2 separate regions of the Homo sapiens genome follow, and region 1 is linked to region 2. Evidence: chromatin loops called from intact Hi-C (ENCODE). Cell type or tissue: mammary epithelial cell. All regions are shown on one strand.

Region 1 (4,000 bases), 190 kb after region 2:
AAGGGCCATGTGTACAGAGGAGGGACACTGAAACTGTGTGGTCCTCTTGTGAGAAGCTTCAAGGGGAAGTGGCATCTGAACCGGGTGCAGTATGATGAATGAGTGCACCTGGGAAACCTTATCTCATACCCTGCCTACAAAACTTTCTATTGCATCGCTCCACTCAGACTTAAAGCTGAGAATCTCTACCACGACTTACAAGGCATCCACAACCTAGCCCTTAATTTCTGTGCAGCTTCACCTGCCTCTGCTCACCTCTCCATTGCGTCCCCTTGCCTGAAATGCTTCCCTTACCCTGACTCTCCACTATTGGATGGCACTACCTTACGTCATGAGGTCAAGGTCACCCAAGGTGGACGAACAAGAGGAAGGAGCCCCGGTCTCTGACCCCGCGGCATGGTGCTCTCAGCAGGGCCACTCCACCAACACTTCCACGTGACAGAAAAAGAAACTGTTGCTCTGTTAAGCCACAATTATTTTGGGATTTTTATCACTCACAGTTGAATCTAATCCTAGCTAATACCGAGAAAATCTTCCTTTATTTTGATTAAAAATATGGTTTACCTATTCCTATATGGTCTTGCCTGTCAATCACCATTGTAAATGATGAAACTTTCTTACCAACTCTTCACTCTCCTGCAGTGATACTACTGCAGAGACAAAAAACATAAGTAAGAAGTTAAATAATAAAGCAAAATAGTGCAAATACATCAGAGGACACGGGATTCAAACAAAAAACCACTGAGAAGCCAACTGAGTGCCTAGATTTGTTCTGGGTGTTAAGATACAGATAGTTTATAGTTGAGTGGGACTGCCATTCACAGATAAATAGAACACTGTAATACAACTGAATAAGGAGAATGTTTAGAGAAAGATAGTCTGACTAATGATAAGCATTTATGCTGCTTAAAATAATTTATTATTAAAAGGTATCCATGAATCAATTCTGTACTTGGAAATTCACTTACACACTTTAAAATACCATTCAAGATTTCAGACAGAACCATTACCCATTTTCTTCTGCACATGAGAATGCTTAAGAACATGCTAGTCTCAAACCACAAAAGAGTTTGCAGTTTGAAGCCTCACCTGAGTTATCCAAGACAGCAGCCACTTGCTCTATGTGTCTATTTAAGTTTAAATTGATTAAAATTAAATTAAATTGAAATTCAGTTCCTTGGTAGCAATAGCCAGATTTCAAATACTCAATTGTGACATGTGGTTGGTGGCTACTATGTGGGACAGAGTAGATTATAAAACATTTCCATTGCTGTAGAATATGCCATAGAATAGCAAGGCTATAAGATCCTGTATATACTTTCAAAAAGGAAGTCATGTGGGAAGAAATGTCTGAAGGTAAGCTGAAGTTAGGAATGACACGGAATGTAAGCAGATGAGTATCACCAAGTTCAAAGATAATTTGAGTCTCTGAAATTTCAATTTCACATAATTTTAGATGTTTCATGATGAGTTTCTAACAGTATCTTAAATTATCCTCTTCTCACAAATGAGAAAATGGACTTTAGAAATCTCTAGAAATTTTGAGTAAAGTATAAAAAGAAAGCATTTAGATTCTTGAATGTTCCTGGACCATGGTGCTCCCTCTAGAGGAAACAGTAGGGAAACTAAGATTTTTAAAGTAGACACACACAACACATGCGCGCGCGTGCGCGCACACACACGCGGACAATGCAGTGAAAATAGAAGTGAAAAATCAGAATAATAATAGAACTTGAGTAAAAAATGATGCAAAAATAATATTTTAATTCTCCTCTTTCTGATTTAGTATGAAGGTAAAGAATGAAGTTAGAAAACTGAGGGTAACTAATAAGAACCTTATCAAATGTAAATTAAATAATTATTTCTACCTATCCTTGATCTCGTCATCTTTTATCCAATCTTCTCTTTAAATTTCTTTAATGAAAATCTGCAAACTTGGCATCTCTCAGCTTTATTCTTCCGAATTCAGAAATACTGCCACCTTGTGAATACTATTAGATATGAGAGCGATCACAAATTCCGGTATAAATCTGCTGAACTATAAAACTGATGATCTGCTCTTAACCACTCTAGGCACAAGCAAATCAGATTTGCAAAATGAAAACCAGTGCCTGATGACCACATCTGTAAATTACAGGACAGTTTAACAGTTAAAAAAAATAATCTTTCATGATTCTTGCAATACTAGGAAATATCTTATTTCCATTAACTTTTTAAACCTGAAAATGATTCCCCAACATAGTGGAAAAAATACAGAGCCTAAAATTAAGTCATCCAGGTTCTAAGTCTTGGTCCCTCAACTTATTAGCTCTAGACTTTAGGCTTTTTTCCAGCTCCCTAAGACTTGGCTTGTCATGTATAAAACGACTCTATCCACCTAACTGCACTTTTGTAGAGATTAAATAAAACAATATACATGAAGGCACAACATACATTATAAAGCACAAAAGAAATACAAATAATTTTTATTATCTTTAAAAATTGCTGTAGATATTATAAATTCCCACAAACTCTGTATTTCCTTTAGAACAAACAATTTCATAAAAGTTTATGATTAATTTTTGAATTTCAGAGTCGTGGTGATTTTAAATCCTGAACTCTGGCCTTTGATAACTATAACTAGGGCTTTTGATGTGACGTCAGGATCTTTCCAAAGTTTTGGGCCAAATACTATTGATTGTGGGATTTCAATCAATTCAAAATAAGGTTAACCTAGATTCTTGAAGATTTCAATCAGTTGCCAATCTGAAATCACCTCCTCTCAACAATTAGCCAATTGTTGGCAAAGGAAGACAACCAAAGGAAAGACAACCAAAATTAGAAAGATATAGTGTCTTCCCAGTAAAGGAAGACAACCAAAATTAGAAAGATATAGTGTTCTGCCAGAGGTAAATTATAAACAACAGTGGATCAATGGGTTCTGAATATGCCTTTGAAAGCTTAAACACTTCTCATTTAAAGTAGAAACAAAGAACAAAAAATCCTCTTGTACCAATAGGACTCAACAATCTCTAAATTCTAAGGAAGCAGACAGAAATTTCTTTGGGGAAAGGGAGGCTTTATAATTTCAAAGTTCTCAATTTCATATTCAGGAGAAAAAGAGATCACATTTTCTATGAGTCGCTCTTTATACAAAACAGGCAGACAGGTATTCCGTGCCCTTTACTAGCAAGCTTGGGATGCGTTTAATTGGAGAAATCCACTTTGTCATTCGCAAATTGGTACATACGATAGCTTTTCATGTCACATGTAAACATAAAAGGGATTTGTTTCTAAGATGACTGAGTATATACAGAATTCTTTCTTATTATTCTTTTTTATTTATTTAAAGAGAGTTTTGCTTTCTCGCCTAGGCCGGAGTGCACTGGTGCAATCATAGCTTACTGTAACCTCAAACTCTTGGGCTCAAGACTTCCTCCTCCCTCAGCTTCCTGAGTAGCTATGAATACTGACTGGCATGTACCACTACACTGGACTAATGTTTTTATTTTTGTAGAGACAGAGTCTTGCTATGTTCACCAGGCTGGTCTCAAACTCCTGGCCCAAAACTATTTTCCCACCCTCAGCTTCCCAAAGTGCTGGGATTAGAGGTGTGGGCTACCACACCCAACCAGAACTTACTTTAAGGAAAACGGAGTGAGAATCTTGAGTTAGTAATACTGTCATGAACCTCTCCTTTAAGACAGCTTTGGGTACCTGATAGGGTAGAGTGCTATGTTTTCTACAAATATACAGATTTCCCACAATAGGTCCTGACAAACAGATAATCTCTTATGAAGAAGTCTCAGTAACCTGAAACATGAAAACCCATTTAGGGAGTCCTAAAAATATGGATTACTACTTGATTATCTTATAATGGTCTGTTTCACCATTACCACCTCTAATCCATGCTCAAAATTCTCTTTCAGTGGGACACGAGATAAATTTTTAAAAATAACTGTGTCTAAAACATAATTGGTTTTACTATGCTTGTGCTGAGTTCTTTTACATTCAATATGTT
Region 2 (4,000 bases):
CGCCTGTATACATGGATTAGTGGCTGGGATCACCTAACCAGTCCACTTGAAGCACAAAGCAATATGATAAAACAAAAGTGGCATCCACAGATAATTCTTCTGTTTCATATGGAATTCTGCTCATTGGTATACTGTGGTTACAAAAAGGCCCACAAAATCTTTCATTTCCTGTATGCAGTCTGCTTCGCAGTGTGACCCTTCAGCTCCTCCCATGAAGAGGTGAAGGCTATCTCTCCACCCTTGAATTTGAAATTAGCCAAGTGATTTTCTGTGGCCAATGAGAATTTAACAAACTATAGGCAAGCGGAGGCTTGAAAAGTCCCTACTCATGATTATACTTTCTTTTGCTTAAGAATCCTGGGCCCTCCTCTCTGTGGACAAACCCAGGCTAGTTTGTTAGATGATGCAGTACACACAGCCATCTCATCCCAACCGCCCCAGCCAATAGCGAATCAACCACCTATCAGTCCATCCAGCCCCAGAAACTTGCAACCTCAGTTGATATTAGCTGAGACAGCCCAGACCAGGAGAATTCCCACCTGGCCCATGGAATTGAGAGAAATGATAAACATTTGTTGTTTTCAGCCACTAAGTTTTGGGATGGTTTGTTACACAGTGCAAGCTAGCTGGCACAAGAATTTAGAAAGTAAAGCTCTGACATCTTTGCAGTATTATCAGTAGCACAACGTAACTTGGGCCACATTCCTCTCATCCAGACAGCACTGCTAGATGGGTTATGTCTGTTCAAGAAGAGAACTTGTTCTAAATCCAAGCCAGTAGCACAATGCATGTTTGTTTGTTTTATTTTGTGTTGTTTGCAGCCTACCTCATTCCCAACAGTTTTGAATTGAGTACCACTCCTAGGGTGGTTCCCAAGGCTAGCTGCAGCACAGCACAATCACCTGGGTAGCTTCGAAAAAATACTGATGCACTAGGCCCATCCTCAGGGATGCTGATTTCCTTGGTCTGGGGTGAGGCTGAAGTCTGGCTATTTTATTTTCTAGAATCAGAATGTGATACCTCTGCCATTGGCTAAATGATATGTTATATTTATTACTTGTTCTCTCAAACTTGGGCTATCAGGAAACTTTAAAAACCCATGCTTTCAATTAAAGCAAGTTAACTCTTTCACTAGGAAAAGTTATCTTTAATGAAGCATCAACAGATGCTTAGCCTTTCCTGAAGCACTTAAATGTCAGTATTTGCAGGCCAGTAACCAAGACCCACAGCAGGCATGTGGTTAAACTAACAGGGAAGGCATATGGCCACTGCCATGTGAGATCTCAGCAAGTCACTGAACCTCTCCTATATTCATCTTTCCTATTTGGAAATAGGTAGGTGTTGAATAACGAACCACGAAGTTCCCCTCCAGCCCTGAAAGCATGACTGTTTAATAGTTATCAACATTCCAAGCTAAATGAGCAATACCTGGTTCCTCTCATGAGGTTAGACTGCTAGCCCTGTCTTATCCTCCAGAAAGTGTCATATGTACAGCCCAGAGGTACCAGCACAATGGGTCATGCATCAGTCACTGACTCAGTCAAGAAGCAGAGTGCCAACATGTGTCAAGCATTGTGCTAGGCACTGCACAACAGAAAGAGGGCGAAATGCTGGCATTCCTGAGCTTATCCTGTTTAGAGAGAAGCAGAGGAGAGAAAAATAAAACCACAGAGCTTCATGACTGGCACTTGATTGAACCCTCAATGAAGGAGAAAGGTGGAACCACTTCCGGTTCAGATGAAGGAGGGTGCTGAGAACTGAATGTTTGTGTCCCAGCGAAATTCATATGTTGAAACCCTAATCTTCAATGCCATGGTACTTGGAGATGGGGCCTCTGGGAGGCAAATAGGTTTAGATGAGGTCCTTGGGATGAAGCCCCCATAATGAGATTAACGTCCTTATAAGGAGAGGAACAGACACCAGCGTTTCCTCTCTCTGCCATAAGAGAACACAGCAAGAAGGTGGCCATCTGCAAAAGCAAGAAGAGGCTTCTCACTAGACCCAGAATCTCCTGGCACCTTGATCTTGGACTTGTAAGAAAAAAAAAAAAGTGTTGTTACTTAAACCACCCAGTCTATATGTTTTTTTTTTTTTGTTATGGCAGCCGAGGCTGACTAAGACAGAAGACTTTTCCAAAAACGGTGGGACTTCAGATGAGGGCCAAGTAGAAAACAAGGTGGGGAAGTGAGATAGGTGGAAATGAAGGAGAGGAAGAAAAAAGTCATTTCATGGAAGGAAACGTGAGGCTAAAAGAGAAAAATGAAAAAAGTCAGCAAGGTAAGCACAGAGCAACCTCCCTAGACAGAGAAAGAAAAAAAAATGGTTTGTTTAATCCTAAGCAAAACACATTGACACTTTCTATTCTTTCCAATAAACCTGACATTCAAAAGAGAAAGTCATCATTGTCTGGCAGCACTAAGCAGCTAGTTGTCTGACAGGGAGAGGCCATGCTAACTGCTTTAGAGTTTCCTTTTCTAATTAAATCAATTAATTTTAAAGCACGTCTTAAATTGGGGTGATGTCGTTTATAATACTTTGACAGCATCAAGAAGGAATCGCTAGTTCATAAATATGTATTATCAGCTACTGGCACAGCAGAGAAGGGAAGAAAGACTTAAAGGCCTTTCACACCATGAAAGTGACAGATCCGAGGCAAAAGTTGAGGAATCCTAAGTCCAGAGGGGCTGGTAAGACTCACAGTCTCAGCCTCTGAGGCAATATTGGGATTGTAACAAAATACTCAAAGGAATCATGATATGAGCACAAAAAGAGGGAGAAGAGGGGAGGGAGAGGAGAGGGGTATGGAGAAAAGGGGAGTGAAAATGTAAGAGAAAGAAAAAAAAACCAAAAGCATCTTTTATTTGTGATGTGCCATTATTAAGAATATTGCAGCTAAAGGAATAAACAAACAAAAATCAGCAATGCAAGGAGTGTGTCTTCATACTTATTTTTCCTCTTCTTTAAAGGGGTAAAGCTTAACTTGAAACAGAATTCCAAGCCATCATTAGTCTCAGATACAGCTTACCTGAATGTTTCTGTAAGTTCTCCTTACTGAGCATAGCCACGAGTACCTGAATTCAACCCTAGTACCTTGAAGTCAACTACATTTGCACCCAGTTGGGAAACCAATTGTTAAGCATGTTATGTTTTCCTATTTGAATTAAAATGTGTTTTCTAAAGAAAAGGCATTAGAAAGAGATTTTTCAGGCCTATCACTACACATGCAGATACTTGTTAAGCACTGAATGATGAATGAATGAATGAATGAATGAATGAATGAGTGAATGGATAACTACTTTCCATGGTTCACCCAGGGGCAGCCTATTAATTGCACACATAAATGCCCCCATAGAACCAACCAGTCTTCTGTAAGGAGAAGACTCTCTAAACCAATTCTTTTTCATTTATTTATTTCAATCACTTATTCTCAAATACTATTCTCAAATTCTATTTGAGAACCTACTAAGTCAGATGCCTTAACAAACACATCATGATTAAATTATTTCATTCTATGGTATTTGGTGAGTATTCACACCTCAATTTCCTAGGAGGCTATGAGCTCCACAAAAGGAAAGGCCTGACTTAAGTAACTTTCCAAAAGTCATACAACCAAAAAGTACTATAATTGGGTTTTGAGTCTAAGAATCTGGCCCCCAGGATCTGAATAGCTGTGAGCTACAGTCTTTCTCTTGGGGGCTCAGTAAATATTTGGGGAATGAAAGATTTACATATGATCCATGACTTTAAAATACCTTGAGAAGAGCAATAATACACATTACTTTTAAATGAATCATATTTGAAAACAAAAATTATCCCAAAAGTGTTAGGAATAATTCTGATTTAGATATAAGTGCTCTGTTACCAAAACATGGAAAGTCTAAAGAAAAGAAATATTTCTTATCTCAAAGACCAGCAAACACCACCATTAGCATTTGACATATTTTCTTATGTTCTTTTACTGCGATTACTTATTTATTTTTACACTTCTGGAATCATGTTT

The links. A loop is a pair of places that touch in the nucleus more often than their neighbours do. Peaks named below come from ENCODE experiments on the same cell type or tissue, not always from the same donor. Only the 100,000 strongest peaks of a DNase experiment are listed, where the experiment ranks them.
Region 1: it touches region 2 in a loop (2.7-fold over the local background); 1 of 110 quality-filtered maps calls a loop at or near these places.

Annotation. Positions count from the first base shown.
Region 1 is chr7:38,746,555-38,750,554 of GRCh38, forward strand. All of the region lies in intron 22 of VPS41 (VPS41 subunit of HOPS complex), which reads right to left. Among named protein-coding and RNA genes, the nearest start is that of AMPH, 120 kb to the left of the region's middle. In mammary epithelial cell, CTCF peaks have their summits at 1,597 (motif pointing left) and 1,987 (motif pointing left); no DNase peak of the experiment used is centred here.
Region 2 is chr7:38,559,887-38,563,886 of GRCh38, forward strand. The region is part of intron 1 of AMPH (amphiphysin); the gene reads right to left. Among named protein-coding and RNA genes, the nearest start is that of AMPH, 69 kb to the right of the region's middle. In mammary epithelial cell, a CTCF peak has its summit at 1,588; a DNase peak (open chromatin) is centred at 1,455; H3K27ac peaks cover 703 bases.